4 separate regions of the Homo sapiens genome follow, and regions 2, 3 and 4 are each linked to region 1. A link is a loop called in an ENCODE intact Hi-C map of the cell type or tissue named here. Cell type or tissue: IMR-90. All regions are shown on one strand.

The links. Hi-C counts contacts between places; a loop is a spot of excess contacts. Peaks named below come from ENCODE experiments on the same cell type or tissue, not always from the same donor. Only the 100,000 strongest peaks of a DNase experiment are listed, where the experiment ranks them.
Region 2: a loop joins it to region 1, with 2.3 times the contacts of the local background. A loop is called at or near these places in 3 of 110 quality-filtered maps.
Region 3: a loop joins it to region 1, with 5 times the contacts of the local background. A loop is called at or near these places in 15 of 110 quality-filtered maps.
Region 4: it touches region 1 in a loop (8-fold over the local background); 18 of 110 quality-filtered maps call a loop at or near these places.

The regions. Positions count from the first base shown.
Region 1 is chr22:44,322,087-44,330,086 of GRCh38, forward strand. It overlaps a transcript of SHISAL1 not described here. Among named protein-coding and RNA genes, the nearest start is that of SHISAL1, 13 kb to the left of the region's middle. In IMR-90, CTCF peaks have their summits at 4,320 (motif pointing left) and 7,533; a DNase peak (open chromatin) is centred at 4,075; H3K4me3 peaks cover 643 bases; H3K27ac peaks cover 807 bases; H3K27me3 peaks cover 365 bases.
Region 2 is chr22:44,141,261-44,149,260 of GRCh38, forward strand. PARVB (parvin beta) reads left to right here. Exons shown (of 13, transcript NM_013327.5): 9 at 6,601-6,662. Among named protein-coding and RNA genes, the nearest start is that of TRU-TCA2-1, 5.4 kb to the right of the region's middle. RefSeq lists enhancers at 4,181-4,810, 4,811-5,440, 6,699-7,328. In IMR-90, no CTCF peak of the experiment used is centred here; no DNase peak of the experiment used is centred here; H3K27ac peaks cover 222 bases.
Region 3 is chr22:43,988,737-43,996,736 of GRCh38, forward strand. SAMM50 (SAMM50 sorting and assembly machinery component) reads left to right here. Exons shown (of 15, transcript NM_015380.5): 13 at 375-521; 14 at 1,529-1,670; 15 at 7,602-7,793. The coding sequence ends at 7,647. Among named protein-coding and RNA genes, the nearest start is that of PARVB, 32 kb to the right of the region's middle. RefSeq lists an enhancer at 7,444-7,613. In IMR-90, a CTCF peak has its summit at 4,611 (motif pointing right); DNase peaks (open chromatin) are centred at 3,935 and 4,625.
Region 4 is chr22:44,076,920-44,084,919 of GRCh38, forward strand. All of the region lies in intron 1 of PARVB (parvin beta), which reads left to right. Among named protein-coding and RNA genes, the nearest start is that of PARVB, 57 kb to the left of the region's middle. In IMR-90, a CTCF peak has its summit at 4,459 (motif pointing right); a DNase peak (open chromatin) is centred at 4,482.

The DNA of each region.
Region 1 (8,000 bases):
AACAGAAGCCACCAGGTCCAAATCCTGGCTTTGCAACATAGTGGCTGCGTGCCCTTGGGGAAGTCCCTTTGCCTCTCTGAGCTCCTAGTGAGAATGGCAACCTGTCTCTTCTCACAGAAAGTTATGAGAATTAAACAAGGTGATGTTGGCAAAGTGCCCAGGATAGGGCTACGGTGAGCAGGTGAGGGTCTCCCCATCAGGTTGGGGCTCCAAGGGCCTTGGGCAGAGCACTCCCATCCCTGGGCCTGGTTCTGCCCATGAGTTGGAGGTGCTGCCTCACTGCCCCAGGTGCCCCCTCTACCCCTTCCCTGACCGTGTGCCTCAGGTCTCCTCAGGAGGGGACCAGAGAGTGCCCAGGCTGATGTTTCATGAGCTCCGCCAACTCCAAATCCACCTCTGCTCCCTGTCACCCACTGCATGGAGCCCAAACACCTCCCTTGACTTTCAGTTTGACTTTACAGGTTGCAAACCACCTTCAAATGTGTTATCTTTGCAAGCCAGTCCTCTCCCCACATTATGGAGGGGGAAACAGAGGTTCAGAGTGGCATGGGAACTTGCCTATGCTGAAGCTGAGGAGTCACAGCCTGAACTCGGCTCTGTCCAGCTCCAGAACCAAACTGTGAGGGAACCAAGGAGCCTGGGCCCCCAGACTTGGGCCACCATCCCTAGTCAACAAAGATTCATGCAGCAAAGAGAGAGATCATCCAGCTACACAACGCATCCCACCTTGTCGCTCTCGTCCTCAAAGGGAAGCTTCTGCCCCCAAACTTCAGCCTCTTCCTTGGCTGCCCTGATCTTAATTTCATTCATTCACTAATTCATTCATTTGTCCATCCACCCATCCATCTGTCCGTCCACCCATCCATCCATCCATCCACCCACCAACCTCACCCACCCATTCATCCATCCATCCACCCATTCATCCATCCATGCATCCATCCACCATCCATCCATCCATCCATCCATCCATCCACCCACCTCACCCACCCATCCACCCATCCATCCATCCATCCATCCACCCATCTACCCACCTCACCCACCCGTTCATCCATCCATCCATCCACCCATTCATCCATCCATCCATCCATTCATCCATCCATGCATCCATCCACCATCCATCTGTCCACCCATTCATCCACCCATTTATCCATCCATCCATCCATTCATCCATCCACCATCCATCCATCCATCCATCCATCCACCTCACCCACCCATTCATCCATCCATCCATCCACCCATTCATCCATCTATCCACCCATTCATCCATCCATGCATCCATCCACCATCCATCCATCCATCCATCCACCCATTCATCCATCCATCCATTCATTCATCCATCCATGCATCCATCCATCAACCATCCATCCATCCATTCATCCATCCATCCATTCATTCATCCATCCATGCATCCATCCATCAACCATCCATCCATCCATCTACCCACCTCACCCACCCATTCATCCATCCATCCATCCACCATCCATCCATCCACCCACCTCACCCACCCATTCATTCATCTATCCACCCATTCATCCATCCATGCATCCATCCACCCACTCACCATCCATCCATCCATCCATCCATCCATCCATCCATCCATCCATCTATCATCCCTTCATTCTCAGCAACCTGTCCAAAGCATGCCAAACCTGGACTTGATACTATCAAGCTAAACTAGGAACAAGGCGGCCTCCACCCTTCCAGGATAGAGAGAGGCTCTCTGACCCTTCACTGCTTCTGTGCCTCCTTGGTGTTTCTGCTTTTAAATGTAGCAGTGGTGATAATAATTCCAGTTATATTTACTGAGCACTTACTATATGCCCGTCTGCACCAAACACATTCCTTGGAGCAACTCGTTTAATTCCTGAAGAGGTGGATATCATCCCAATTTTTAGATGAGGAAACAGGCTCAGAGAGGTGCTGTAATTTGTCCAAGGCCACACAGCCAGGAGGAGTGGAGACTGGGATTTGAAATCTTACTGTCTCTCTAGAGCTTAGGGGTAAAACATAATGGTTAGCAATGTAACTGACCCAGCTGTCCCAAATGTTACAATCCCCGCCTCAAATCCTCACAAGCCACTCAGGTTATTATCATCATTATTAGCCCTATGTTGAAAATGAGGATGCTGAGGCTCAGAGGGAAATATGCAGCCCCCATTGGTCACTAGTAAGAGATGGGGCTAGATCAGAACCCAGGCTCCAAAGCTGGCTCCCCCCTGCCTGGTCTGCAGTTGCCATGGTGCTGGGTAAGAAACACCGCCACTGGTCTAACTGCTCACCTGATTCATTTCCTCATTCATTCAACAACCACAGGCTTGGTGGTCCCTACTCTAGGGGTCTGGGGATGAGCAGATTTGGTTCCTGCCTGGCTGCTTCATGGAAGGGCTGCAACAATGTCAACACAGTAACACAAAGTTGTTAACAGTATCAAAGTGAGAATACAGAGGCGGACAAGGCATTGAATGCACACTGTGCTAACTAAACCCTTTGTATGAATTTATTTTATCTGGTCTCACAATAACCCATTTTGCAGGTAAGGAAACTGAGGCTCCAGGGGTTATATAACTTGCCCAAGGTCACAAAGTGAGGAGCAAGCAGCGGAGACTTGTCTATGTGAAATCCCAGCATAGCCTCGGGAATTCCAGGCTGCTCTTGGGGAAGGAGGCAGCCTGCCTGAGATCAGCACCCGGAGCCTCCCTCTGGCCCGTTGTCCTGAGGATAGGGCTCATCTCAGCTGCACGGCTCATTCTCCAAAGGCCTTTCTGTCCTAGGGATCAGATTCCAGGCAGCTGCACCCAGCTGATGCTACACTGCCACACTCCAGCCCAGCGCCCAGAAGCTTGAACAATTTAAACAGCAAAGGCCCTGCTGGAGGGCTGGGTGCAGTGGCTCATGCCTGTAATCCCAGCACTTTGGGAGGCCAAGGTGGGTGGATCATCTGAGGTCAGGAGTTCAAGATCAGCCTGGCCAACGTGGCGAAACCCTGTCTCTACTAAAACTACAAAAATTAGCTGGGCATGGTGGTGGGCGCCTGTAATCCCAGCTACTAGGGAGGCTGAGGCAAGAGAATCGCTTGAACCCAGGAGGTGGAGGTTGCAGTGAGCTGAGATTGAGCAACTGCACTCCAGCCTGGGTGACAGAGAGAGACTCCGTCTCAAAAGAAAAAAAAAAAAAAAGACCCTGCTGGACTCTCACTGAGCTGAAGGCTGAACCTGGACCTTCTGGGACTTGGGATGATGCCAGGCTTCCTGCAAATGGGCAGAGAGAGGCTCCATCAGCACATTTTCTGGACGCAGAGACCGAGGCTCAGAGCTGGCAGCCCCAGCATGGGCATCACCGGGACCCAGGTCTTGAAGCCCAGCCCCTCTTGCAGCCAGGGAGTTCGGTTCCCGTGGAGGGAGAAAGGGGCCTTTCTAGACTTTGGAATTCATGTCTGTAGTTCTTTAAGTTTTAGAATTTCTATAGAATAACTTATTCTATTTGCTCTCAACCCGCACAGAGCCCATGAGATCCAGGGCCTTGGGTTTCAGAGTCCCGCCTGGCTGCGACTCTGGCCACCTTGCTTCCCATCTCTGGGCTCAGCTCTCTCCTTTAGGGAAACTTGGCCTGCCTTGGGCTACCCAAGGGCAGTGGAAAATAATGGATATGAAAGGGCTTTGTAAAAAGCCACATGTCCAGCCAGGTTGTCACAAAGGAACCTTCATAACGAGAAGCCACATCCGTGTGAGACCCACACCAAGAATTTCCTCAGGCTGCTCCTCTTCCCGAAATGCCCCTCTGCCTTCTTCTACTTGGCACGCTCCTACACACCTATCAAGACCCAAGCCGAAATTTACTTCTACCAGGAAGCCCTCCCTGACCCCTCTCAGGGGCTTTTCTTTAGTTCTCCTTCCCTTCCCCCAACAAACACACTGCAAAACTCACCAGGGAAGGACCCTGTTTCAAATCGCCCCTCCTCGCCCCAGAACTTGGTAGACGCTCCAGAAATGTGGAATGAATGAACACTAAATGCATTTCTTTCGGTCTGTAAATCCAGCTGCACACGTACAATTCTCCCGACAAAGGAAAGGAACCCAAAGTGAAAGCAAATCACCATCGTTTCCGTGACAAGCTCCGGGAGCCTCAGAGGAAATTCTCGCGCTGGATTATGGAAGGAATTTGCCTTTATTTTTAATTTGTGCCAATATCTAAGAAAACGGCACTTTATTTTGAGCCCATCAGGCGACAACGAGGAGCTTCGGAATCTGGCACGGGAGACAAACTTTCCCAGTCCAATTTCCCAATGCAAATCTCTCCTCCGCGGCAGAGCCGGCCATCCCCTCCCTCTGCTGGGCATCTCTCTGAGGCTTGCCAGGGAGGAATAATCAGATTATGTAGCTGGGTTTTCAAAGATCACGGTTTGTCTCATTTTCCAGGGAAGTGTGACCAAAAAAAAATTTTTTTTCCCTCCCAGGGCTCTGTTAAGAGCTTCCAGAACTTAATTCAGTGTTAAATGGGTGTAATTTGGGAAACTCATGCATTATTTCTTAATTTCTGGAGGCAGCCGTTTGCACACATCTGTTGGGGTAGGTGTGCGTGCAGGCAGATGGGTGGTGACTGGAGTATGTGCCCCAGATGGGAGGGGAAGGAGAGCAGGCTGGGGGGTATGGGCTGTCGATGTAAACGCCCTGTTCAGGTTGATGTCGAAAAATATAGGACTGGAGGCATTTACATTTCATCTCAGCTTCTGCTTCTGTGGATGGCTAGGCAGGGAGCGATTCTGAAGCCCTTTCCTAAAAGGAGTGCCTCGGTGGGCTTCAGTGTAAATTTCATCATCTAGGAAATGTTTGTACTCCTCCCCACACCCCCGACTCCCCAAAGCTCCTCAAGGCCTCTGGACAATGTCCACCATGTCTGCAATATAGGCTTGAACATCCTTGGCCCTCAAGAATCCCCAGTTCACTGTGTGACCTTGAACACGGTCCCAGCCCTCTCTGGGCCTCAGTGTCCCCATCTGAATATGGGGAAGCAGATCGGTTTCAGCCCCCTCCACCAGCAGTTCCTGGGGCCTCTCCCCATCACAGCACAGCACACGAGGCTCAGGCCTGCTGCTGGCACTGTCTCTGTCTACCACCCTGCCCACCCCCTTGAGGGCTGTGGAGAGTGGGGGGCGCGCACACACACACACACACACACACACACACACACACACACACGTGCGCGTACACCAGAGACCCTGCCTGGGCCTGGTCTGACGCTTTCAGAGGCACTGTGTCCTGAGGGGCTGAACGAGAAAACCTGGGCTTGTGGGAAGTGGGGACGGCCCGTGACTGGGGAAGTCAGGATGAACATTTCTGACCTGGCCACAGCTAAGAGGAAAAGGAGGAAGGGGCTCATGATAACTGGGGTGGGGGGACAGAAGGCACATCAGTAGGGCCAGTGGGACATCCACAGCCCCAGCTAGAGAATGATTTATTCATAGAGTCAATCGTTAAACAGGTTGGCTGGAAGCTGCCCGGGGGTGGGTCTCAGTGACCTTGGAGTCTCCTCCACCTCCCTAGGGGGTTCATGCTTAGGGGTCAAGGAATGTGTACCCTGGAGGAAGGCAGGAAGGAGGGAAGGGGTGCAAAAAGGGAGGGAGGAAGAGATGGGGCCACCCTCCTGCCAGGCCCTGTGCAGAGTGAGACCAGCGCCTATGGAATGGGTGTCCCCTGGTGTCCCCAGGAGGGCATAACCAGGGTGGGCAGGGCCTCGGGTCACCCTCCTCACTCATCCTGGCTCAGATGTCCAGAACTCTGCCTGTTTAGTGTTTAGGAAACAAGGCCCCACTATTCTTAGGGGTTGACAATTGTTTCAGTAACTTCTGAAAGAGCAGCTGGGCTGGGAAAAGCCTCTCTTGGGGGCGCTGGGGAAGGGGCTCTCAGTTCGCTCTAAGATCCTGTGAATCTGTTGTACAAGTCAACTGGGGAGAAGCTAAAGCAGCCAAGACTGGGTTAATAGAGGCAAAGCATCCCTAAGAAGGGAGGGGATAGCTTTCATCTAAGCATAAGGCAGGCCAGGCTCTGGGTCAGTAATATTGGAAAGTAAACAGGATAATGACTAGAAAGTGAGACTGCGGGGCCCCTGCCCCCTCATGGTTCCTGGTGCTGTGTCCTAGGAACTCTATATTGCCACCCCTCACTAGGTGGTATAGTGTAGTGGTTGGGAGCCTGGTCCTGGTGGGGTTATGTATTATTAGCCTCTTTGGGCCAGTTTTCTCATCTATACAACAGAATCCACAGTTGCCACTGACAAGATTGGCATGAGGATTAAGTGGGAAGCTGGGTTCCGAGTGTGCTCAGCATGGTACCTGGCTCGGGGCAGGCCTTCGGGCTGTCACTGCCAAGTGCAACCCTAGTGCTGTGGAGGGTGCAATTGTGAGCCTGTTCGGTGAAGTCCTGTACTGTGGACACAGACAGCTGAAGTGGCCAGACCTGCTGTCTACATGCCACCGCCCCCCAACCCGCCCCAGAAGCCAAGGGCCTGGGCATGAGGCAACCCTCTTGCAGTGTGGCCTTTGGGGTGGGGCTGGAGAGGGCTTGGCCAATTGTCCTAGGGAACTGGAAATCAGATTCACCTTCTTGGCCCAAACTGCCTCTCCCTGTGCCCACCTCAACCATGGGCAGCCCACCCAGAAGCTGTCTAAGCTCCGAACCTGGCCACCCTCCCCTCCTCCCTGCCCCACCCTGCTATTCAAACCCTCACTCAAGCTGGGGGTAGTGTTGTCTCCTGCCCTGGCCCTGCTCCATCCCCCAGCCCTCCAGGTCTGCAGCCACCTCCCAGACCCGCAGGTCCAGAAGGCTTCAGCCGCCCTGCTGTGTCTGCATCTCTGCCCACAGAGGGTCCCTGCCCAGAACATCTCCCCCTTCCTCTAGCTGATTCACGCCTGTCATTCTGGACCAAGCTCCCCTGGCCCCAACCTCTCCCAGGCTCCAAAGGACAGGTGCCTACCGCACGTGCACTTCCCCACCCCCAGGAGCTCCCCACTGCCTCATGACCTGACCTAGGGATGCCTCCAGCTCTGCTGGCTTGTCCAGGGTCACTTCCTCCTCTGCTTCCTTGAGAGTGCCAAGGGTGAGCCGAGGCCCTTCAGCACAGGCATGGGGGCTCGGGGAGTTGGCTGAAGAAGGGGAGTGAAGGGATGGATGGATGGATGACCGGTAACTGGGAGTGGCTCTCAGCTGGTCTCACTCTGGGCAGGTCCCGCTCGCTTTCTTTGTCACTCACTGACTCACAGGTCTGAGTGAGCAGCACTGGCCCTGCCCCCTACCCCTCTCATCTGGTCCACCTGCCCTGATAAGCTCCAGGCTGGGTGGCTCAGGAGAGCGAGAATGGGACACACACACACACACACACACACGCGCGGCTCTAAGCCAAACTGCTCCCCTCACCCCTCTTCATCAGTCCATACCTCCCAGATGCCTGAGACAGTGCCAGGAACGCAGCGTGAAGATGACATTAAAGAAAGAAACTGTCAGAAACCCTTGCCTGGGGCTTTCAGTTTCAGCCACAAGAGGGGCCGGGGCTGCCTGGTTGCAGAACTTCCTGGTCATCTCTTGCCAGAACAGGCACAGCAGACAGCCTCTCTGGGGAGACGAGGTGCTTGCAGAGAAGTGTCCCGCACTGAGCAGTCACAGATTCAGGGGATGGGGAGCGACCCCCCAATTCTAGGCAACCGTGACCGGCATGGAGATTGTACTGGTTGACACCAGGACCTGAAGGTTATTTGAATTCTGCTTTTGAATGACACTTCTCACCGAAGCTGAAGCCTACCAGTAGGTGAAAAGTCCCAATGGTTACCCCTGGACCATCTGATTCCCAGCAAGGTTTGGACAATCAGAACCAGGCGAGGAAACAAAGGGTGATGGAGGGAGGGACTTCTCATCAGTCTGGGTCTGAACAGAGCTGAACTTGATGGTATTTCAGGCACAGCCAGCCAGCAGCGAGATTCACAGGACATTACTGACAGAAAACACTTTAGA
Region 2 (8,000 bases), 180 kb before region 1:
CGATAGATAGATATATATAAAGGGGAGTTTACTAAGGGTATTAACTCACACGATCACAAGGTCCCACAATAGTCCTTCTGCAAGCTGAGGAGCAGGGAAGCCAGTTTGAGTCCCAAAGCTGTAGAACCTGGAGTTTGATGTTCGAAGGCAGGAAGCATCCAGTATGGGAGAAAGATGGAGGCTGGGAGACTAAGCCAGTCTAGTCTTTTCATGTTCTTCTGCCTGCTTTTTATTTTGGCTGTGCTGGCAGCTGATTAGGTGGTGCCCACCTGGATTAAGGGTGGTCTGCCTTTTCCAGTCCACAGATTCAGATGTTAATCTCCTTTGGCAACACCCTCACAGACACACCCAGGAACCACGCCTTGCACCCTTCAATCCAATCAAGCTGACAGTATTAACCATCACGCCTGTGGAGAGGGGAAGTGGCTCAGATCCTGCGGGGCTTGAATTGAGAAGATGCAGCCAGCGTGTCCCCCCTAGGCTTTCTTTACTAGACCTTAAGCTGTGCTGGGAACATTCACAGGCCTTCTCTGTTTTTTGTTTGTTTGTTTGTTTGTTTTTAAGGAGAATTCCAGCTCTTTTAAATTGTCTCTATTATTAAAAAACAAATGCAGGAAGAGAAAGAGAAACATCCTGTATATAGTTGCTGAGGGAGGCGAAACCGCAGTGGGGTCACAGCTCATGGGACCGGGGTGAGGCGTCTCCCCACCCTGCGTCTAGGTAGAGGCGCGTTTTGGGGGCCCAGTGCCCCCCTCTGTCACCTCTTCTCCATCTTTTCTTCCTGGAGGAGGCTCAGAACCCCTTTGGAATTGTAGAGGCCTAAAGATGAGGAGAGGGCCGGGCGCGGTGGCTCATGCCTTTAATCTCAGCACTTTGAGAGGCCGAGGTGGATGGATCATGAGGTCATGAGATCGAGACCAGCCTGGCTAACATGGTGAAACCCCGTCACTACTAAAAATACAAAAAAATTAGCCGGGCGTGGTGGCGGGCACCTGTAGTCCCAGCTACTCGGGAGGCTGATGCAGGAGAATCGCTTGAACCCAGGAGGTGGAGGTTGCAGTGAGCCGAGATTGCGCCACTGCACTCCAGCCTGAGTGACAGAGCAAGACTCTGTCTCAAAAAAAAAAAAAAAAAAAAAAAAAAAAAAAAAAAAAGATGACAGTGGGCCCCTCAAGCATTTTTGAGTCTTTTTGTTTTTTTTGTGGCGCTGTCACTTTTGTGTTTGGTTCGGGCCTTGTTGGAGGTTTAGGGAAAAGACAGTCTGTTCAGTTCAGTTGGGAGCACATGGGCCTCAGGCTGTGTATAGCACCCTGTGGCCCGAGGGCCCAGAAGCCTGGCCCCGGAGCCCCTGCCACCCCATGAATGAGCTTTAGGGTCTGATGGCTGGGGCAGTGGCTCCCTAGGTAAGAGCCAGGTGTCACATGTGAAAAGTGGACCCAGCTGCCACTCCAGGGGTGGGAGGACTGTGGAATCGCAAGACCATGTACAAGAGGCCGATGGAATTGTTCTCGTTACTTTGTAGGCTTTATGTGCTGTGCTTGAGAAAATGCAAACAGGCTATTAGTCGGTGACAGGCAATTAGTTCCACCCCCGGCCTTGCTGCTTCTGCTGACGCAGGTTCCGAAGTCTCCTGGTTACCCAGCCTGGCACCCTCAGGCACAGCAGGGTGTCTGGCCCGGCACCCGCCCCTGTGGGGGCAGCAGCACGCCTTGTCTTCGCTTCCCTGCCATGCCATTCCCCTCCTTCAGCCCCCGAGAGCACCCCAGGGTGCTCCCTCCTCCAGCAACCTTCACCTGAATGCTCTCCCTCTAGATTACCCCATGGCTCACTCTTTCAGCTCTGCCAGCTCTTGGTTCAAATGTCACTGATCAGGGAGGCCCTCTCTGACTCCACTGCCCCAAACTGGCCTCCACTGGCTCTCCTCCCCACCCCTGCCTTAGTTCTTTCTGTACTCATGTGACACACCAAGCAGCACTCAGCTCATGGGGATGGCCTGGCTCCTCTTCCCTGTGCCAGTGTTTACACAACGAAGCTTGCACGTGTCTGGCAGACACTGGTGCCAGCAAACTTTCAGGGGCACCCACAGCCCCTGCCTTTCTCCTTTCACACATGGCTCCTTGACCCAGAGGTGCTCTGTGGGCTGGAGCTGACCTTTCCTCGGGGTGCACCCCACCCCCTGCCAAAGCAGCCAGCCCTGGCCACAGTCTGCACGCAGCTGGGGGCAGATGTTTTAGGAGCTTCTGGAAGGCCGGGCAGACCCTCCTTGGCTAATGTGCTGGGCTTTGCCAGGAGTGGTCTTCTGGGCCTCAGTTTCCCCACGAGTACCCTGAGCCAGGGAGGGATGGGGACTCCATTCTGCCCACTCCCCATCATTCCGGGGAGGGAGGTGGCTCCACAGGTCCTCGCTGCCTCCTGACAGCATCACTGTCCTGGATGAGGTGGGTGAGGAGGCTTCTCTCCACGGAAACAAGTCTCAGGGGTTCCAGGGAGGTTGCAGCCTGGTCTCCATGGCAATGGGTGAGCTGGTGCGGCTTCTCCGCGGGCGGCCCTTCCCCCTCCTGGGCCTGCCCTGGGCTGGAGGCTCTTTCTGAGGCAGAGGGGAAAGAAGGGGGATGTGCCTTCCTCACTCTCTTCCCCCTCATTGTAACTCCTAGTAATTCCCCTTCACGTCTCTCCCATTTCTGCCAACAGGGCTTGTTCCAAAACCTCTGGCTCCATCCCATCACCCGTGGCTCCTGACTGTGCCCTCCATAACTCCCACGTTGCAGGCCACAGCCCCTGTTAACCCCTCTCACAGTCCACCCGGCTCTTGAACCTGCGCTGGGCTTTCTGGCATCTCTCTCTCCTTGTGCCTGCTGGTCCCTCGGTGGAGCGCCTTTCCTCCTCCTCTTGCCCCAGCAAGCCTGGCTTGAACCCCAGGACTGCTTTGTGAAGCCTTCCTCAGGTCCCCCCAGCCCTTGGTTCATGGGTCCCAGACTCAGGTGTCTCCAGGGACCAGGCTGATAATATAAAAGAGGAGAGTGTCTAGATTATGCAATGATAATGTCATCTGCCCCTTCACCCCAGGGCTGGGTGGCAGTGGGGAGTGGTGGGGTCTGGCGCAAGCTGGAGAGTCCACACCCCCATCCCCAGGGGCAGCTTATTGCTGCCAGGTGGGAGTGCAGGCTCACTGTTGCCACAGCCTCCAGTTCTTCAAGAGAAGCCAGAAGTTAAGAACTTTTGGACAAACTTTCCAATTTAAGAACTGTTCGCTCTCGCCGGGTACCGTGGCTCACACCTGTAGTCCCAGCACTTTGGGAGGCTGAGGCGGGTGGATTACTTGAGGTCAGGAGTTCAAGACCAGCCTTACCAACATGGCGAAACCCCGTCTCTACTAAAAATACAAAAATTAGCCAGGTGTGGTGGTGCATGCCTGTAGTCCCAGCTATTCAGGAGGTTGAGGCAGAATTGCTTGAACCCGGGAGGCAGATGTTGCAGTGAGCTGAGATCATGCCACTGCACTCCAGCCTGGGTGACAGAGTGAGACTCTGTCTCAAAAAGCCTAAAGACCAAAACAAAACAAAAGAAAACAAAACAAATGAAAACTGTTGACTCAAATCAAAACATTACAGCGACCAAGCTGAGCATTCCTGCAGATTGAGCTTGGGCAGCCCTGGCATATGGTCAGGTCGGTTGGCCCCCCGTCTGGCTTCGTCTTTTCTGACACTAACAGGGTTGCACTATCATAGTTTACTCCCTCTCCAGGCCCTCCCCCAAGTCTGTGCCTCTTCCAAGAGAGGAGTCCCTCCTTGTTTATCTCTGTGATGTCCCCAGAGCCTGCGGAGGCTCTGGGGGACAGGACGAGCGGGAGCTGTAAGGACTGAGGACCGACAATGCTCCTGCCAGGCTCCATGCTCCTGCCTCTACTCACTGCCCCACTTAGTTCCACACCAAGAGCGAGGCAGGGGCTGTGAGAATGCTGCCTTTATGGAGGAAGAAAGGGGGTCGGAGAGGGAAGGATTTGCCCAGTCATGGGGTGTGAAGTGGGGCAGCTAGAACAAAATAGGATCTATTTTCGTTCCCAAGGCCAAGCACATCACAGGGGTGCAGTATGCTCTCTCTGTCTCTCTCTCTCCCCTAGGTCAGGGTGGTCCCTGGGGAGGCCCCTGGGTTACCCCAAGACAGGTGGGAGGAGCTTCCTACCCGACCCTCTTCCTGTCAACCTGGGCTCTGCGGCTCCCAGGGCTGCTCCTTGTATTGGGGCCCCAGCCTGGCTGGTAACAGAGGGTCCCTCCACTGGGCTCAGTCTTCTGAGCATGCTCTGCCCCCAGGAACCTGGAGGATGGAAGTTGGGGGCCCTGGGTCCCTTCCAAATGCCCTTGGGTCCTGTGCCTGGTCCCCAGTGCCCATTTTCAGAGCCCCTGGCCCCTCCCTGCCTTGTGGACTGTGTGACGTGATGCCAGTCCCCTGGGTCCAGGGGCATGGCAGCCGGCGGAGAGGCCTCTGCGGCCCCGATGTCTCCTTGAGTGGCTTGACTCTGCCAGCCCAGCGGTGGCCCAGCTAAATATACCCTGGCTGACGTCAAGCACTCTTCTGCTCCTGGGGTTTTTCTTAAGCTGCATTTATAGTTTGCGTATTGCTTTGTAAAGATGTAAAAATTTCACTTTTTTTTTTTGTTTTGCCCCTTAGCAGACTGTCTTATTGAGTGTAGTCTTAGATGATTATGAAAATCATTTACAGCTGCCGCATTAGGAAGCTGGCGTGTGTGCAGAGGCAGGGCATTTTGGTCAATGTTGGTCTTTAGGTGAAGAAAACTTCCCTCCCTTCCCCCAGTCACGCACATGCTCACACACGCACACATGCGCTCACACAGGCACACACACGCTCACACGTGCTCACACATGCACACACGTGCTCACACGTGTACACACGCTCACACCGCACACACGCACACCCGTGCTCACACGCACACATGCTCACACATGGACACACGCTCACACACGCGCTCACACGTACACACGCTCACAGCACACACACATGTTCACACACAACCTCACACGCACACACGTGCTCACACACGCACACATGTGCTCACGTGCACACAGGTGCTCACACACACACATGCACACACGTGCTCGCACACGCACACATGCTCACACACGCAAACACGTGCCCACAATGCACACACATGCTCACACGCGCACACACACGTACACATACACTTTCCTTCTCTCCTTTCCTCTTTGTTTCTCACCACCTCCACAAGGCCACGGAAGGGGCTACTTGGGCTGGGCTGGGCAGGGGGGTGTGAGCTGCCTCCTGGGGCCCAGCCTGGGAGGAAGGGTCAGCATGCTTCCTCTGGGAGGAGGCTTGGCCAACTTCTCTCCGTAGGTCTCTGGCTTACCTGGGCCTAATCCCTTCTTTCTTTTTCTGGGCTCTCTTTGTCTCTCTCCTAGGCCAGGGCGGTCCCTGAGGAGGCTCCCCTAGGCCACCCACTAGACGGGTGGGAGGAGCTTCCTACCCCACTCTCTCCCTGTCAAGCTGGGCTCCGCAGCTCCCAGGGCTGCTCCTTGGGTTGGGGCCCCAGCCTGGCTGGTAAAAGAGGGTCTCTCTGCTGGGCTTGGTCCTCTGAACATGCTCTGCCTCCAGGAACCTGGAGGATGGAAGTTGGGGGGCCCTGGGCCCCTTCCAAATGCCCTCCTCCCTGTCTTTTCTGCCCTGGCAGTGATGCCCCACAGCTCTGTGTCTACCTGGAGACCTCAGCCCTCTGCTTGGGGTCCAAGTCTCTGTTCCATATGCCCCTATGGAACTCCCCCCTCCATGGCAGCAGGAGCAAAGGCTCTGAGGCAAGTGTGCACCAGTGTCAGCAGGAGCAGCTGGGAGGCCGGTTGGTGGAGTGAAGTCAGGGAGGGTGCATGTAGGAGGATAACGCTGAGTCTGAGTGTCCCATGGCACGTGGGAGAGAGGATGGATTTTATCTGAGTGTCCCATGGCTCGCAGGAGAGAAGATAGATTTTATTCTAAGCATGATAAGAAGCAGTTGGAGGGTTTTAGTTGTGGTGGGAGTGGAGGGGGGAAACAAATGATCCTGTTTGCACTTGGAAGGGCTCACTCTGCCTGCTGGGGAGAAGGGCTCAGGGGCCAGGAGTGGAGTAGGAGGCTGCAGCTGCTCCCAGGCGAGGGGCAGTGAGGCGTGAGCAGGACATGGCCACCGTCGCGGGGGAAGTGGTTGGATTCACAGGTGACATTTGCCAGTAGACAAGGAGTGTGGGAACAGGGAGAATTCAGGACGCCTCAAGTCCTAGGACGTGGCAGGTGCAGATGCCAGATGCCATCTATGTGTTTCATATGAGAAGGTAAAAAGCAGGTGGAAGGGACCCTCTGCAGCCTCTAGTCCACGCTGTTCTGGTTGTTCCCAAGCGCTCTTGCTCGCCTTGGTTTGGCCGGGACTGATCATCAGGGTCAGCCCTTTCATTCTGGTAGGAATTGGAAGGATTCTAGGCAGGTGTGGGAGTTGAGGCTGAACCTCCTGAGGGATCAGAAGCTGGCAGGGCCCTGGATTAGGGCAGCACCACGGGTTTCCATAAACGCTCCTTCGTGTCTCTCTTTGCATGTCCTCAGAGCGGGATGCCTTCGACACGCTGTTCGACCACGCCCCGGATAAGCTCAGCGTGGTGAAGAAGGTGAGCTATTGGTGGGATGTTGGATGTGCTCTCCCCTGGCTCGCGGCTTTTTGACAGCACAAACGCCCCGCTGGGAAGAAGGTGGGAAAATGTTTGGAATCTCAGAAATGTTTGCCACATGGATTGAAATGTAATTACAGTCAAAAACCTAACCACAGTGCATAAAATCAGCGCCTTTTAACTCAACCTCGCTGCTCCCTGGGTGTCTTCCTGCCCGCCCGCTCCGCTTCTGTTAAGTGAATTACCCAGCCCCCATTTCTTTCTGACTCGAGACCTTTTTTCAATGTGGAAATGTTTTTAAGCATGTCAGCCTGCTGCTCTCGCTGGCCTCATTTACCATCTACAGCCTGCCCAGTAAACACGCAGGCCTGTGCGGCTGAGCTGTGCCATACATGGATTTGGCCCGTTTCCCTCCAGACAGAGAATGGGCCCTCACTAGCCCAGGCAGCCTGCTGGTCAATCTGTGGATGGAAAAATCTCCGAGGCTCTGGAGTTGGGGGCTGGGTGTGATCAGCTTCTGGGGGATCTGCCAGGGAGGCTTGTTCCCGTCAAAAGGAACTGGAGCCCACTGGCTGCTCATTAACTTATCCGAGTGCCTGCAGGCATCCCATTCAGGAGGCTGCTGCATCCCTCCTTCCCATAACATCGGAGGAGCGCTCATTTCAACCCATGGTGCAGGCAAGAGAGTTCTCCTTTGTCTAGGACAGCTTACCCAAACAGCTTTCTTAGTGCAAGACTTGTCAGAACCTTTAATAGGCTGACCTATACTGTACTTCTCCAAGAGGGAGCTTGGTAGGAAGCATTTTTCAAACTTGTTTGTTTATAGTGGGATTTATTTATCTATCAATTTTGGGGTAAGACGCATTGTATTTTAGTGGAACCCACTTTTGGAAAATGTTGGCCTGGGTTTGGACGATGAGATCATTCATTTTTGGAAGCATTTTGCAAAAGGCTGTTGGAACCGTGCTAATGGTCCTTCTGGGACAAAGCCTTCCTAGCACTCTTGGGTGGTGAGGGATATACTTGGAGCATCAGAGTCCCCCACCTCCACCTCGTCACATGTGGCCCCCAGGGACCCTGACAGAACCGGTTCAGGGAATGAATCAAATCCAGCTTCCCCACTTATCAGCTGTGTGACTTCTGGCGAAGGGCGAGATTATACCCCCCAGCCTCAGTTTCCCCATCTGTCAAGTGGGGACAGAGATGTTACCCACCTCTCAGGGCACTGTGAGGATAAACTGGGATTCTCTCTGTGCATGGGCTTAGCCGGCAGCGTATAGTCACTGGTAGCATTGAGAATGGTGTGGCCTGAGATTGCTTTCATCTCTCGGTAGATAC
Region 3 (8,000 bases), 330 kb before region 1:
AAAATAATGCATTTCATTTGCAGGTGGAAGTGAGTTGGTCATCTACATTTGTGGATAAAGTTATTGTCATGAGACTCATTTCTTCAAAGCATTTCACAGATACGATGAATGACAGAGTGCATTCCTTCCTCAACGACATTGGCTTTGTTTGCCTCCTCAGTTAAATCAAGGTGTGAAACAAACCAGGAGAAAAAGAAAGATTATTTAAAATGAGGCCATCAGTATCAGGAATGAGAAGAACAGCTGCTTGCAAACTCCAGCACTGTGTGGCGTTGTTTACAGGACAGAAATCTTGCTTCTGTAAGTTGTGGAAAGTTAACGTGATGTTAACCTTGTCGGACCTTGTTTTTGTTCTGCACCCCTCCTTTGCTTAGGAGACTACCTAGGTGGAGAAGCGTACTGGGCCGGCGGCCTGCACCTCTACACCCCATTACCTTTCCGGCCAGGCCAGGGTGGCTTTGGAGAACTTTTCCGAACACACTTCTTTCTCAACGCAGGAAACCTCTGCAACCTCAACTATGGTAAAACTTGCGCTATTCAAGAAACCATTGTAGTACAGTTGTTTTCATGTTTAAAAGCACAGTACACAAAGAGGTGTCTGTCTTTTTTTTTTTTTTTTGAGATGGAGTCTCGCTCTATTGCCAGGCTGGAGTGCAGTGGCGCAATCTCGGCTCACTGCAACCTCCACCTTCTGGGTTCAAGTGACTCTCTTGCCTCAGCCTCCCGAGTAGCTGGGACTACAGGCGCGTGCCATCACGCCCGGCTAATTTTTTGTATTTTTAGTAGAGACGAGATTTCACCATGTTGGCCAGGATGGTCTCGATCTCTTGACCTCGTGATCCACACCCCCCTTGGATTCCCAAAGTGCTGGGATTACAGGTGTGAGCCACCGTGCCAGGCCATGTCTGTCTTTTTAGATTACATAGTCATTAAAGTTAGAGACTGTGCCTTACTTGAAAAAAATTCTTACAACAGCTAACATAATGCCCAGCATTAAGTGGTTGGTTGAGCGAATGAAGCATACAAGAAAAATAATCATCTAATGCCCTTACGAAGAAAAATCTGTTTGTCTATTTAATAAACAAGTCATGATGGCCACAGAGCTGAGTAGGATTGGGTGCCTTCCTCAGGGAGTTCAGGTCCAGAAGAGACTCCCAGCAGATGCCTGGGTGCTAGGGGTGCCTGGAAAGCTTCCTAGAAGGCATGGAAGTCTCCAAGCTGAGACTCAGAGTGGGGCTTCCCAGGTGGTCAGGGGATGGGGAAAAGTCATTCTAAGCAGAGGGAACAGAATATGCCAGGCCCAAAGAATTGAGAAGGCGTGGCTCATTCTGGATGTGAGTAAGTGTGGCTCCAAGTCCTCTCTTGACCTGGGTCCTAATCTCACTTCATGCATCCTCCCTAATCTCTAGGCCTGGCTTTAAAAACAACTGCAGGGCCCAGCCAGGGGGAGCCAGGGCTTGTCTGGGAGAGCTGGGAGAGCTTGGAAGGACGGGCACGCACTGTTGCTCACAGGTCTTTCTCTTTTCAGGGGAGGGCCCCAAAGCTCATATTCGTAAGCTGGCTGAGTGCATCCGCTGGTCGTACGGGGCCGGGATTGTCCTCAGGCTTGGCAACATCGCTCGGTTGGAACTTAATTACTGCGTCCCCATGGGAGTACAGACAGGCGACAGGTACGTGTTGGGAATTATTTTCCACAATCACATCCCACTCTCCAGTAATTTTATTTTGTTTTGGACGTGGTTAATTTCATTAGTGGCTTTTAAGCTTGAAGATTTTAAGAGAATTAAATAGTTGCAAAATAATGAAAACACATGTATTTTCCTCCTTTGCGTTTTTCTCCATCTAGCTGGGAGGAGCAGGTGTGAAGCGTTCCCACCCCCTCCCTCAGGTGCTTTGTGCTTATTGTTCCCAGGGTAGTGGGAGCCCCTGCCAGGGTCTGGCTGGAGGAATTGACAGGTGATTTGGTTCCTGTGTGCTGAAAACAGAAGGCAGTGTTTTGAGCAGTTGACTTTGCAGGCCAGGGTCTCTAGGAAAGTTGGGGTGAGTGAAGCTTTGTTCCTGACCACAGAGGACACGATCTTGAGAACCCCTCTCTCTACAGCAGAGGAACCCACCTTCTTGGCTTTTCTTCACCCCTTATTTTATTGAGGAAAGATTCCCTAAATGTTACATGGGTGAATATGGTATAGGGCTAGTTACACAGTTATATAAACAAATTCTATTTCTTACATGCATTGTGTAAAATTTTTTTTTTTTTTGAGACAGACTCTCATTCTGTCGCCCAGGCTGGTGTGCAATAGCACGATCTTGGCTCACTGCAACCTCTGCCTCCCAGGTTCAAGAGATTCTCCTGCCTCAGCCTCCTGAGTAGTTGGGATTACAGGCATGCGTCACCACACCCGGCTAATTTTTTGTATATTTAGTAGAGACAGGGTTTCACCATGTTGGTCAGGGTGGTGTCAAACTCCTGACCTCGTGATCTGCCTGCCTCAGCCTCCCAAAGTGCTGGGATTATAGGCATGAGCCACCACGCCCGGCATTTTTTTTTTTTTTTTTTTTTGAGACTCGGTCTTTCTCTGTCACCCAGCTGGAGTACAATGGCCTGACCATGGCTCACTGCAGCCTTGACCTCCTGGGCTCAAGTGATCCCCCTGCCTCAGCCTCCCAAGTAGCTGGGACTACACACCAGGCTAATTTTTGTATTTTTTGTAGAGACAGGGTTTTACCACATTGCCCACCCAGGCTGGTCTTGAATTCCTGGGCTCAAGCCATCTGCCCGCATTGGCCTCCCAAAGTACTGGGATTACAGGTATGAGCCACCGCACCCAGCTGCGTTGTGTAAATTTTAAGAGATTCAGACGTGTTTTCATTATAGTGTATCTCGGTCAGCTCAGGCTGCCATCACAAAATACCATGGAGTATTTAAGAGTGACTTAAACAACAGATGTTCATACTCTGCCAGTTCTGGAGGTTGGAAAGTCCAAGATCAGGGTGCTGGCAGATTTGGTTGCTGTTGGGTTCTCTTCTTGGCTCGCAGATGGCAGCCTTGCCACTGTGTCCTCACTTGGAGGAGGAAGAGTGCAGGCCAGTGCCCCGATGCCTCTTCTTATGCGGCCCCTAATTCCATCACGAGGGCCCCATCTTCGTTACCTCGTCTGCACCTCAGCACCTCCCAAAGGCCTGCCTCCAGGTATCAACACCATCCTGTCAGGGTTAGGGCTTCAGCATGTGAATCTTGTGGGGACATGAATGTTCAGTCCACAACAGTGTTCATACTGTCTCTTATTTTTGTATATGCATTCACAGCACCCCAGCCTGTTTTTTCTCTTCATTTTTGTGTCTACCTTTATGTTGCCACCAAATGGTGGTGCTGTTGGAGGCTTAACCCGGTTTCAAATAGGTTGTAGTTTGTGCCAGTTGAAGGAAATGCTGTATCATTTTTACTCTCTCCGTCTTCCGCATCAGCATGTAGGGGATGGTGCTTTGTAAAGGGGAGCCGCATTCGCAAGTGTTTCTGAGCATCGCCTCTCAGGTGCAGTCTGCGTCTGTCATTCAGGTCCTTTACGGTTATTGCTTCAGCGGAATCTGCTCCTTACACTCTTGCCAGAAGGCCCTTCAGCATCTGCTCCGCGTCTGGGGACACGGCAGGGGCTGCCAGGCTGCTGCGGCTCCCTACTGATGACAGGGCCTTCAGAGATGGCGGCGGCTGCTCCCACAACCGCCAGCTCCCATTCCCCTCCACGCCTCTCCTGTTCTCCACACAAAGCCCAAGCTGGAAAGGGTGTAGTCACGCAGGCTGCATGCATGTGTGCCTGGGGGCCCAGCTACCCGGGCTTGGGGCCCAGCTTGGCCACTCTGTGTGACTGTGTGGCCCGGGGTGAGTCACAAAACCTCTCTGGGTGTCCATTTTCATGCCCAGAGGATGGACGATCATGATGGTGACTGTTGCAGTTTGGAGAACTCAGTGAGTTACTGCATGCAGAGCCCTTGGCGCACCGCCTGGCCTGGGGTTGGGAAGTGGTTATTTTTCCTGGGCTGCTCTGCTGCTGATACACCCGGCGTGGCCAGCCCCTCACACAAGGGAACAGGTTCCTGTGGGAGGTGTTGCCCCTCCCCCTCCACATCATCTCAGCTAACAGTTTGTGACAAGCCATAGATGGGATGATGCATCCTGATTTTGGAGATAATAAAGTGAAAAAGTGGGCACCTTTTTCCAGAGCGAGACTGCATCAGATAACTCCACGCCGTTACTGTCTTCAGCAGACCAGGCTGGTTTTGCAAGTTTCTTTCTATGAAGCCCTTATTCCCTCTGCAGTTGGGAGTGTTGGGCTCCCTGGCCTAACAGCCAGGTTCTCATTTGAATCCTTGCAGGTAGCCCCAGAGGCGCTGTGACGCTGCTGCACCAACACCTAGCTTAAGTGGGTGGTTTTGAGTGGTTGACTGCAGGCCCGGGGCTGGAGGGGCGTTGGAGCGAGGGAAGCTTTAGATACCGCTCTCTGACACAGTCCCTGCTGCTCTGGGACCCGCCACTGTGCACGTCTCGGGCAGGGAGGGTCTGGGCAGCCCACGCTGCCATCACCACCATTGCAGTGCTCTTTGTAGCCACTGGGTGTCAGTGTGCCCTGAGAAGTCAACGCGGCTTTTAGGAGCTCTGTTGAATTGACCCTTTCTGAAATAATTTTCATATGAAGTGGTTACATTTACCTTTCAGCTTTACTTCCGTCTCTTCAGGTTAAATCTAAAAAACACGTTTCAGAGATTAATTTCAAAATATGGTTTATTCCGGGAGGAAGCAGCATCCTAAGCACGTGACATTTAAAGACCAGGCTATAAGGAAGTGCCTCTGCCCCCAGGCCAGGTGGCAGCTGTTCAGATGTTTATTATGGACAGTGAGCTCTGAACGGGGTCAGCCTGGCACCCCGAGTGTGGAAGACATTTTCGCTCAGTGTGAGGCCTTGTTTGAGGTTGGTCATCAATATTGGAATTTCGTGAAGTTGGAGTGAGGTTGCCAGATTTAATCTTCATTTCTAAAATTTGGTAGCTGGCAGGATGGGGTATCGTGTGTGTAGAAATTATCCACAGGTTTCCCCCATAACTGAGGCAGGCACACTGTAAATAGGACTTCAGACATTCACAAAGAAGGAAACAGTTTTGAGATGTTTGCTTACTGTTATGTCGCAAGTGATTTGTGGCACCACTGTCTCTGGGATCTAACAGCATTCTGTCAGTTTGTGTCTTAGGAGTCCGGTCTCTGGAGACACAGGGCTGAATCAGGCAGGCTCGCTTGGGAGAGCAGCTCACAGTTAGCAGCAGGAAGACAAGAAAGTGGATCATCTTGGTTGTTGGGGAGGGTGCTGAGAGGGCCCCCTGGAGCAGGTCCCTGAGCTGAATCTTCCTAGAGGACAGACAGCCAGGTGCTTGCAGAAGACACGCAGGGACAGTGGTCCTGGCTAACAAAGGCAGGAGCAAAGCTGTGCAGGTGTGCGCTGTCGGCGGGCACCGGGCAGAACCGCGTCCTACAGGAACAGAAGGGGGAGTGGGGAGGTCCAGGCCCTGAGCTCCCACGCCTTTGCCTTCCAGCCCCGCTGACCTTTTTCCCCTTGGGTATATGCCAGGGTCTTTGAGCTCAGGACTTCATCTGCCTTGTTCACCGCTGAGGTCCCCATGACTACAACTGCACCTGGTGTTGGAAGTGAGAGCCAGGTGGAGAGGCTCCTGGCGTGTGGTGGGAGGTGGGGTGCAAGGCGCCAAGGGTGCTGTTGGCATGACCTTCCTAAAGCACCCCATGCTGGGTGCTTCCTGGCCTCCAGCCTCAGAGTCCAAGTTCGTCAGAAGCCTTTGAACATCAGACTCCAAGACCCTGTGCCGGCAGTGGCAGTGCTGGGTGAGAAGAAGGTGGGAGATGACCAGGAGCCCTGCACCAAGACAGCGGCCGTGAGGGAGGGAGAGAGCGTGGGGTGCACAGCAGAAGGTGGATGTTTGGGGCTGTCTGGAGGATGCCAAGGCTGGCTTGCCCCTGGTCTGGTGGAACTTCGCAGCGCTGCTTTGAATGTTTGCAGTGGGTATTTTGTTCTGTGACATGTTTATGTGGTCTCTGAGCATAAACCTATGCTTGTGAAGTTGTTTAATCTGTTTGTTTGTACTTAGAGTGACAGGCCTTTATTAGAATGCTTGCTTGTTTTCTGAATTACATATGCCAAGAGCTTGACTTCCTTTTTAGCTCCTAGCTTATGTTCAGGCATTTTTCTAAGTAGCGAATGTAGGTATAGACTAGTTTGAAGGAGCTGAGAGTGTACAATCTAAAAACAGATCTGAACACAACTAAATGGTACAAATGCAGCCCGGGTTTTGATGTGGATTCTGGTGTTTTAAGGCCATGGATGTGGCTTACTGTAATCTTGAAGGGGCTGCAGTCCTGGCTTCTGGTGAGAGGACTGCAGTGCCGGGGCTGGTTAATAAGCACCCTTCATCCTGCAGGAGGCCGGCGCAGCATTTGTGAGTATCTGTGTTGAATCTCTTCGTGGATCAGATATTGTGTCTTCTTGCTCAGAGTCAGGTTGGAAAAGGAAAACTTGCCGCCGGTGTGCATGTGCTCCAAATCCTCAGCTTGGGCAAGGGCACGGGCGTCGTGAATAAAGGAGCCATTCTTGCTGGCCTTTTCTAGAAATTGCCCACAGCTTGCAAAAAGGCTGTGTTCCCTGGCCCCGGCTGCGGCTGTGTAGGAGTCTGAATATCATTTTCCCCAGAAGTTGAGGTCCCTAGGTTAGGCCCACCTTGTCCCAAATGGGCAGCATTGGCCTTGCCCCATGCACAGGCTCCAGGCGGACAGAGCTGCTGCAGGCATGCTGTCAGGGGGACAGGCTGCCCCCCAGCTGTGCATGGCAGTGTGTCGGAAAGAACAAGGCCTGTGGGTGCCCCTGAGCCGGGTCTGGAGTCCTGTCCTGCCACTTCTCAGCCGTGTGACTGGAGCCTCTTTGCTCCTCTCTGAAAATGGGTCTGGTGGTTTGTTCCCAGGTTCTTAACCACTGTGTGGAGTCACACCTGCAGAAGGTCAGCTCATAACAGATATGGCAACCAATGTGACCTTTGCATCCTTCCTTCCTGGGGTCAGGAGCAGGTCTAAGAGGTGGTCAGGCTAAACCCCTGTAGGGCTGTGGGTACTGCTGGTTTCCTAAGCCCCGGGACCTTCTGGGGGCCGGGCGGACCTTAAGTTCTGTCCACCTGCCTCTCCTCCATCCTCACTACCCACCTTGTCCTTCCGGCTCCTTCCCTCCCTGCTCCGCCTCTCATCGGCCCTCTGTCCTCTCCGTCCGGAGAGGGGAACGTGAAGGAGGTGAGGAGGGAGTAGTGCAGGAGGATTTGGGTCTCTCCTTCTTTCCCTTTTCCATTCTCCGAGGGCTTAACCAGCTGGTGAAGGTTCTTAACCAGCAAAGGAGGAAGCAGCCGGGGCCGGTGAGGGTGAGGCCGGCAGCCAGGCAGGAAGGCAGCAGGAGGAGGAGGAAGCGGAGGCGGCACCTTCTGAGAGGCGCATGCTCAGTGAGTCGTGAAGATGGCAGGGCTGGCGGAGCGGCCGCCGCATCTGATCTCTCCCCTTTTTTTAGGATATGTGATGGCGTCCAGTTTGGAGCTGGGATAAGGTTCCTGTAGCCGACACCCCTACAGGAGAAGCTCTGGGACTGGGGCAGCAGCAAGGCGCCCATGCCACACACCGTCTCTCGAGGAAACGCGGTTCAGCGATTCTTTGACTGCGGACCCTGTGGGAAACCCCGTCAATAAATGTTAAAGACACACTCCGAGGCAGCGTGGATGTGGTTTGCTTTCACTCAACAGTATGGCCCGCGTGGCCTTTCCCCGGGACCACCCGTGTTCTCACACACCCGCCCAGTGTCTGCGAGTCTCCGTGTTTGGTTCCCGTGTACCAGACATGATGTATTCAGAGCCAGGCAGCAGGAGGGAGCTTTGCCCCAGAGGAAGCTCAGCCATGCTGTTACGGAGAGGGC
Region 4 (8,000 bases), 250 kb before region 1:
CCTGTCTGATACCAGCTTGGCTGGAAGTCGAATTATGATCAGAATATCACATGATGTGTGGCCTGGGTCCCCCTTTGGTTGACACTCTTGAGTATGGGTCCTGTGCCTGCCCGGGGCCAAGCAGCAGGTGCAACCGGGCCTGCCCTGGGGCAGCATGGGGTGTGCTAGTGTCCTGGGGCCACTGTAACAAAGCACCACAACCTGAGTGGCTTAAACAACAGAAACATAGTCTGTCACAGTTTTGGAGGCTGGAAGTCCAAGATCAAGGTGTCAGCTGGGCTGTGCTCCCTCCAGGGCTCCGAGAGGATCCCCCTTGGCCTCTTCCAGGCTGTGGTGGCTCTGGTGTTCCCTGCCGTGGGCCACATCACTCCAGCCTCTGTCTCCCTCTTCACGTGGGCCTCCTTCTCCGTCTGTGTCTCTGTCCTCTCCTCTTCTTGTAAGGACGCCTGTCATTGGATTAGGGCCCACCCTAATGACCGAATCTGCAACTTGATTACATCTGCAAAGACCCTGCTTCCAAATAAGGCCACAGTCACAGGTGTTGGGGGCCAGACTCCAGTGTGCCTTTTAGGGGAGATACAGTGCAATACACAGCACACAGTGAGGTCTTCCAGATCCCCAGACCTATCTTCTTCCAGACCGCCAGACAACACCGATAAGGGTGAAGTTGGCTTACGAGTCCTGGCCAGGATGTGACGGGGAGTCGCCAGGTGGGTGCCGGGGAGGTGGGAAGCTCTGCAGGGGATTGGAGAACCACACGTCATTGCCCACATGTGACTTTAAACCTTAGCAATGATATTGGAGGGGGATAGTTACTCTTTTTTTTTCTTCTGAGACAGTGTCTCATTCTGTCATCCAGGCTGGTGTGCAATGGTTCTAGCGATTCTCCTGCCTCAGCCTCCCGAGTAGCTGGTATTACAGGCACCTACCATGACACTCGGCTAATTTTTGTGTTTTTAGTTGAGACGGGTTTTCACCATGTTGGCCAGGCTGGTTTCGAACTCCTGACCTCAAGTGATCCGCCCACCTCAGCCTCCCGAAGTGCTGGGATTGTAGGCAGGGGATATTACTCTTTACAGCTAGGGAAACAGTTGGGCTTGGTGACATGATAGAGACACCAGGTCCCTTGAGGACAGGGGGCCATTTGCAGAGCCGTGTGGTGGAAGGAGCCTGAATTTGGAGCCCCAAGCTCACAGCGTGGGTCCTTGTCACATGTCCTGTGAGCTCTGTTTGCATCCTTAGCTCAGGCAAGCTACTGTGTTGAACTGGCTGGACACAGTGTGTCTGTCTCTCCCTCTTCCAGAGAAGTCCTCACTTAAGGTTGTGTCACTGTTTTTACTGATGTTGGAATTGGCACTTGGAGATGTGAACTTTCCCAAGGCCACACACCCAGATGAGTGGTTAGACCCGGACCTGCCTAACTCCAGCATATCTTTTTCAGGGGGACACAATTAAATCCACAGCATGGACTGAGTTCCCCTCTTCTCTGCCACCATCCTGACCTTTTCCTGGCCAGGGTTACCATGTCGGGGCAGGCATGGGGGAAGTGGTAAGGGAGGTATCTGGACCTAGTAAAAGGCTCTGGTCCTCCTGCTTCCTCTTGTAAGGACCCTGTCAATCACATCGGGCCCCCTGAATAACCAGGCTAATCTCCCACCCCAAGGTCCTTACCTAATCACATCTACAAAGTCCCCCTCTTGCCATGTGAAGTCACAGGTTCCTGGGACTTGATGTGAACATCTTTGCAGGGACCATGATCCAGCCTTCCATAGAGGCAGTGACAGATGGAGTAGAATATAGGTCCTTTGAGTATTTATTTATTTAAGATGGAGTCTCACTCTGTCGCCCAGGCTGGAGTGCAATGGCGAGATCTCAGCTCACTGCAGCCTCTGACTCCTGGGTTCAAGCGATTCTCCTGCCTCAGCCTCCCAAGTAACTAGGATTACAGGCGCAGACCACCAAGTGCAGCTAATTTTTTTGTATTTTTAATAGAGATGAGGTTTTACCATGTTGGCCAGGCTGGTCTCAAACTCTTGACCTAAGGTGATCCACCCGCCTCGGCCTCCCAAAGTGCTGGGATAACAGGCGTGAGCCACCGCGCCCGGCCCCTGTGAGTTTTTACAAGAGACACTGCAGTAGAGAGAATGGTAGAGTCCTCAAACCCTGATTCAGTCGTTCATGAATTCACTGAGCACTCAACGTTTCCCGCAATGTGTGTCCTCTTCTTTGCCAGCCTGCTGGTGTGCTCCTGGTGCTTGGTCCACCATAGATGGGTGTGCTTGGTCCAGGAGGCTGATGGTGCTGACATCTGGGCTGATATTCACCGTTTTTAGTGACTTGAATGACGTCCATGCAGAAGAGCTAGTGCACCATCCTTGTGTTTGAAAATGCCCGGGCTCCAGCCTGAGAACCTGGTAGGCCAGTAATTGGAGGGACAGTAGCAGGATCGAGAAGCCATCTGTGTCACGTGTTCTTGGGGACAAAGAGGAGACACAGGCTCAAGGAACAGCAAGGTTTGTGGGACACAGCTGTGTCTGAAAACGTCAAGCAGTTAGCTCATCCCTGGCTACTTCCTGTGAACCCATTAAATCCCCAGGCTGAGGAGGACAGAGGGTGAGGGAATCTGACCCCTTACTCAGCCCTTTAGCCAGCGGCTGCTGTGCTAAGCCATTCTGAGAAGCCACCGGTGGAGAACTGACTTCAGGTCGTGCTGACTGTGAGGCCATCCAGTTGTTTTTGCACATTGAAAACAATACATTACACTTTGGGAGGCCGAGGTGGGTGGATCACTTGAGGTCAGGAGTTCGAGACCAGCCTGGCCAACATGGTGAAACCCCGTCTCTACTAAACATACAAAAATTAGCCGGGCATGGTGGTGGGCGCCTGTAATCCCAGCTACTTGGGAGGCTGAGGCAGGAGGATCGCTTGAACCCAGGATGTGGTGGTTGAAGTGAGCCGAGATTGTGCCACTGCACTCCAGCCTGGGGGACAGAGCAAGACTCCTTCTCAAAAAAAACATTGTTCCGGATTTGCTAATAAGGAGGCAACCTCCTCAGACCTTGGTGTCACAGGAGAATGGCCCGCGGCAGCCTTAGGGCCAGTTGTGATTTTATCCACAGTGTTGGTCAGATGCGTCCTCTGTGCTTGTTTAATATTCATTCTGCTTGCGTGAACAAAGCCATGTCAGTTTCAGTAACGCTTGTGCCAGGGGGCACCCGGTGTGGAGCAGGGCTCAGTAAAACTGCTGCAAAGAATGTTCCAGGCTTTTTGAAATTACGTGGAGTTGCTGGGGCTCTCTTGAGGCTGTTAATTTACTTAGGGCTGCTGTGACAAAATACCACAAACCCAGTGGTTTAAACCAACACAAATCTATTATTTTACAGTTCTGGAGGTCAGGAGTCCCAACATCAAGGTGGCAGCAGGGCCGGTTCCTTCCGGAGGCTCCAGGGGAGAATCCCATTCCTTGCCTTTTCCAACTTGCAGAGGCACCTGCGTTCCTTAGTGCCTGGCCTCTTCCTCTGTCTTCAAAGCCATCTCCCGATCTTTCTCTGTCTCCTTCGCCACACCTCCTCTGGCTCTGGCCCTCCTGCTTCCTCTTGTAAGGACCCTGTCAATCACATTGGGCCCCCTGCATAATCCAGGCTAATCTCCCACCCCAAGGTCCTTACCTAATCACATCTGCAAACTCCCTCTTGCCATGCAAAGTCACAGTTTCCTGGGACTTGATGTGGACATCTTTGCAGGGACCAAGATCCAGCCTTCCATAGAGACAGTGACAGATGGAGTAGAAAGTACATCCTTTGAGTTTTTACAGGAGACACTGCAGTAGAGAGAATGGTAGAGTCCCGAAACCCTGATTCATTCATTCATGAATTCACCGAGTGTTCACGGAGCACCTGCCTCAGTCCAGGCGTCATGTTGGGAGCAGGGGAGACAGAGCAGGCCATGCATCTGTCCTTTCAGAGCACTGTAGACGCAAATCCTGTAGCACAGATGTGCCTTAGACTAATAGTGCCTCGAAAGGAGAGGAAGGGGAATGGATGCGGGGAGTGGGGAACCTGACCTGCTTTGTGGGGTCATGGAGTGACTCTCCACCTGCCGTCATCCCTCCATCCCTTGTTTGGGGCTGTTCCTCCAAAGGTGCAGTCTCCAGCAGGGGTGTGGGGACCCCTGTGGGCCGTGAAGGCCTTTCTCCTTTTCTGCTGTGGGCATTGCATCTGTTCCTGATGGGTAGAGTTGTCTGTGCCCGGTGGGGCCCAAGGCAGTGCCATGGTGGTTCTTTGAGTATCTCAGGTGGGAACTGAGCTGCCAGCACCAGAGGCCAATGGCTTCCAGCACTCCCCAAATCCACCTGCTTTTGGAAGGGGCCTGTCTCCGAAGCAGGCCGGGTCCTCCTGTTGGGGGAAGCTTTCATGGAGGCATCTGTGTCACTTCTGCAGGGGAGACAGCCGCTAGAGGGCACTGTCCTTCTGGCCTTTCCCACATCCCCGTTTCCATGGCAGGTGCATAGTAAAGCCTTTCTTTTTCTAACGACTTAATGATTTAATCTTCTTATTTTCTCAGCAGACAACGCTTTGGACTTCCCTGGATACATTGGGACGTTACCAGTCACATTAATTAATACGAGTTTCACAACTTGGGAACCAGCGAACGTGCTTCTCCAGACTTAGCTTCTGCACGGCCGTTTCTGCTTTCCTTTATGAAGTGCGTTTCTCTAAGAGCCTGGCAGTCTCATGGGGCTCGTCTGTTGCTGGAAGTGAGCAGCGGGTTCCATTGCCCCCCGCCTCGGTGGGGCTCATTGTGCAGCTTGCTGGCAAGTGGCTGGGCTCGGAGGGGCGGTGACGGTGACACACGCCAGGGGAAAGGTTGGCATCCTCTTCTGAGAATTGTTTCTTTTGGGTTTCACACCCTGCCCCCACCTTCTGCTGCCTCGAGGCTCTTTTCTTCTTATTATTAGCTAATGACAGATTTCATGACCAGTGACTGAAATCATTTGGAAGTACCCCCTGAAAGCCAGCGTGATGGGTTGGAGAAATGTGACAGACGCAGCCTCTGAAAATCACAGAGGCAGAGGCTTGCGTCGAAGGACTTGCTAAGGAATTAGGATGAGAGTGGTCAGGAGGCAGTGGCTGCTGGGCACTGGAGCTGAGGGTGAGGGGCCGAGAAAACGGGAGGCAAATGGGGTAGCTCTTTTTTGGGGCGGGGGAGGCTGGCTTTGGGGATGTGTATCCCACTGTGCACCGCAAGGTGGGGGCACTGGGCGGTAGGTTCCCGTGCTCCGGAAGGGTGGCAATTGAAGGGAGGAATTAAAGAAGTTGGCCAGGTGCGGTGGTTCGTGCCTGTAATCCCAGCACTTTGGGAGGCCGAGGCAGGTGGATCACTTGAAATCAGGAGTTCGAGATCCACCTGGCCAACATAGTGAAACCTCATCTGTACTAAAAATACAAAAATTAGCTGGGTGTGGTGGTGCACACTTGTAATCCCAGCTACTCAGGAGGCTGAGGCAGGAGAATCGCTTGAATCTGGGAGGTGGAGGTTGCAGTGAGCCAAGATCGAGCCACTGCACTCCAGCCTGGGCGACAGAGCAAGAGTCCGTCTCAAAAACAAAAACAAAAACAAAAAACAAAAAACAAAAACTGACTCATGTGGCTTTCAGTCTGAGAAACCAATCAGATCATCATTGTCTCTAAAGAATGTGTCCTCCTTTGTAGACAAGAAGCTCACCGGCCCCTCCATGCCCCGGTTTCTCGCCCAGGTGGGTTAGACGGCCAACCTGACATTTTACCGTGCACCTGGAAGTCTTTCTTCCTGTTCTCCTTCCCACAAAGGATTCATTTTTCTGTGGTTCTAACATTTTCCTGATCACCCCAGGGACAAAGGGGAAGAAAAGACCGTGTTTCTGGGCCAAGGGAATCATCTGTTTAACATGGGCTTCGGAGCTTTTTTTACATTTCTATGTAAGCAACTTTTCGTATTCAGAAGACCCAGTTTCCCTGAGCCAGATGGACTCCTTCCATCTCGGGGTGGTCTGTATTTCAGATTCCTGCAGCAGGTGGCTGGTCGGAATGCACACCCCAGGAGGTGAGGCTGGGGGGATGTTGGCTCCTGGGCTGCTTGTACTAGCAAGTCCCTAATTGCGGAGCGGACTCCTTCCTCCTGAGCCCATCAGCCTCTACGTGGCCACATCAGGGTAATTGGGTTCCTTGTGAAACACGACTGCCAGGCTAATGTAAACCTTAATGGAAACCCTCTTTTTCCACCCAATTAAGTGGCTGGAGGTGGGATGCTGTGTGAGAGCCGTCAGTTCAGTTCCCTGACTTTCTCTTGTAGAAATTATCTATGTAGCTCCATTTGGCCTACATAAGCTTAGCATTTGTGTTCATTCATTCATTCATTCCACAGATATTCAGAGAGCAGTTATCCATGTGCTGGGTTTTATGCAGGATGTGAGGCCATGGTCATGAATGGGACCTGGCCCCTGTGCACTCCTTGCGGGGTCGGGGGGTGCAGGGAGATGAGCACAGTCCACAATCACATGATCGGGGAATAGGGTTTGTCATTGTCATGTGCACGGGGAGCTGTGGAAACCCAGAGGAGGGGCCCGAACTGCACCCAGGGATAGAGGATGTGCAGAGTGTGCTTTCCAGACGGTGGGAAATGGGTGGAGCTAGCTGACCTGAAGTGAAGGGCATTGCAGGTTGTGGGGACAGTCGAGCAGAGGGGCAGAGATATGACCTACAGAAGTGGCCTGGAATGGCCTCATCAGACGATGAGTGTGGAAGCATGGTAACTGCAGCTGTATTGATGAGAGGAGGGGTCTGCTCATTAACAGTCATCGGGTACCACTATGAAGGTTTTGCGTTTTACCCTGGAGCTGGTGGGAGCCATGGGGTGCACTGCAGCAGGGAGTGACCAACGCCAGCTTTGTGTATTGGAAGGATTTCTACATCAGACAGGACTCTCTTGGTTTGCAAAGGACAGAAAACCCAACTCAAAATGGCTTAAAAGCAAAACAGAATTCACTGGTACATTTGACAGAATGGTCTGTGGGGTTGGATGGCCTCAGGTAAGGCTTGATCCAGCACATAGAAGGTGTTGCTAGATCCTAGATTCTGTTCTCCCCTTCCCCGAGCTCTTTCGATCTGGTGCCTTCATCTCCAGGCTCTGTATAGTGGTAAGATGATGGGACGGCTTCAACCTCCATCCTTTCTGGGTCAAGGCCAGTGGGAAGGAGTGCCTGTCTCATTCTCTATTCCTGGTAAAGTCTCAGTGCAGTTCATTAGCTCTAACTGGGCCATGCCCATCCCTGACTGTGTTCCTGGGAGGCCAGTGTGCCAGCTGGCTTTGTCCTGGGATGCCTGCTCCACCCCAGAGCTGAACTACAAGGCCCGAGCATGGTGGCAGGAGGGGTGGCTCTCTCTGAGGGAGGCTGAGTCTTGTTTGCCTGAAAGGATCAATGGATGCTGGAGAAGAAAAGCAATGGTGTCCATAACAGTCACCTCCAGAAGGGGAGAGGCTGGGCTGGGGTGGGAAGAGTTTAGGGCAGGGCTTGCAGGGGCCAAGGTGGCCATCCTGGTGAGAAAGCCCCACTGGCCAATCCAAGAATAGGGCACGAGATGTGAGCCTGCCAAGGGTACTCCCAGGTCTGGCATCTTGGTTCTTTCCGCTGCGTTCTTGGCACAGACACTCATGCCAGGGCCTTTGCTGTCACCCATAGTCTCAGAGTCATGTTATTATTCTGCAGTCATCTGTGGGGATGGGACCGTGCAGGACTTTCCCTCCCCAGCTTCCTCCCTCCTTCAGGGTAGCTCACTGTGTCCCCCGAGGCAGCCAGTGCTGCCGGGAGAGGCCCGAGACTCCTTCTGGGTCTCAGAGCCATTTCTATGGTTGAACCCAGTGTGTGTCCTTCCCTGTAGAATTGGCTGCCACTTTGTTTCCTTTAGGGTCCCCACTGCACCCTGTACATAACCCTGCCAGGACATCTGTTTATTTTCCATTCT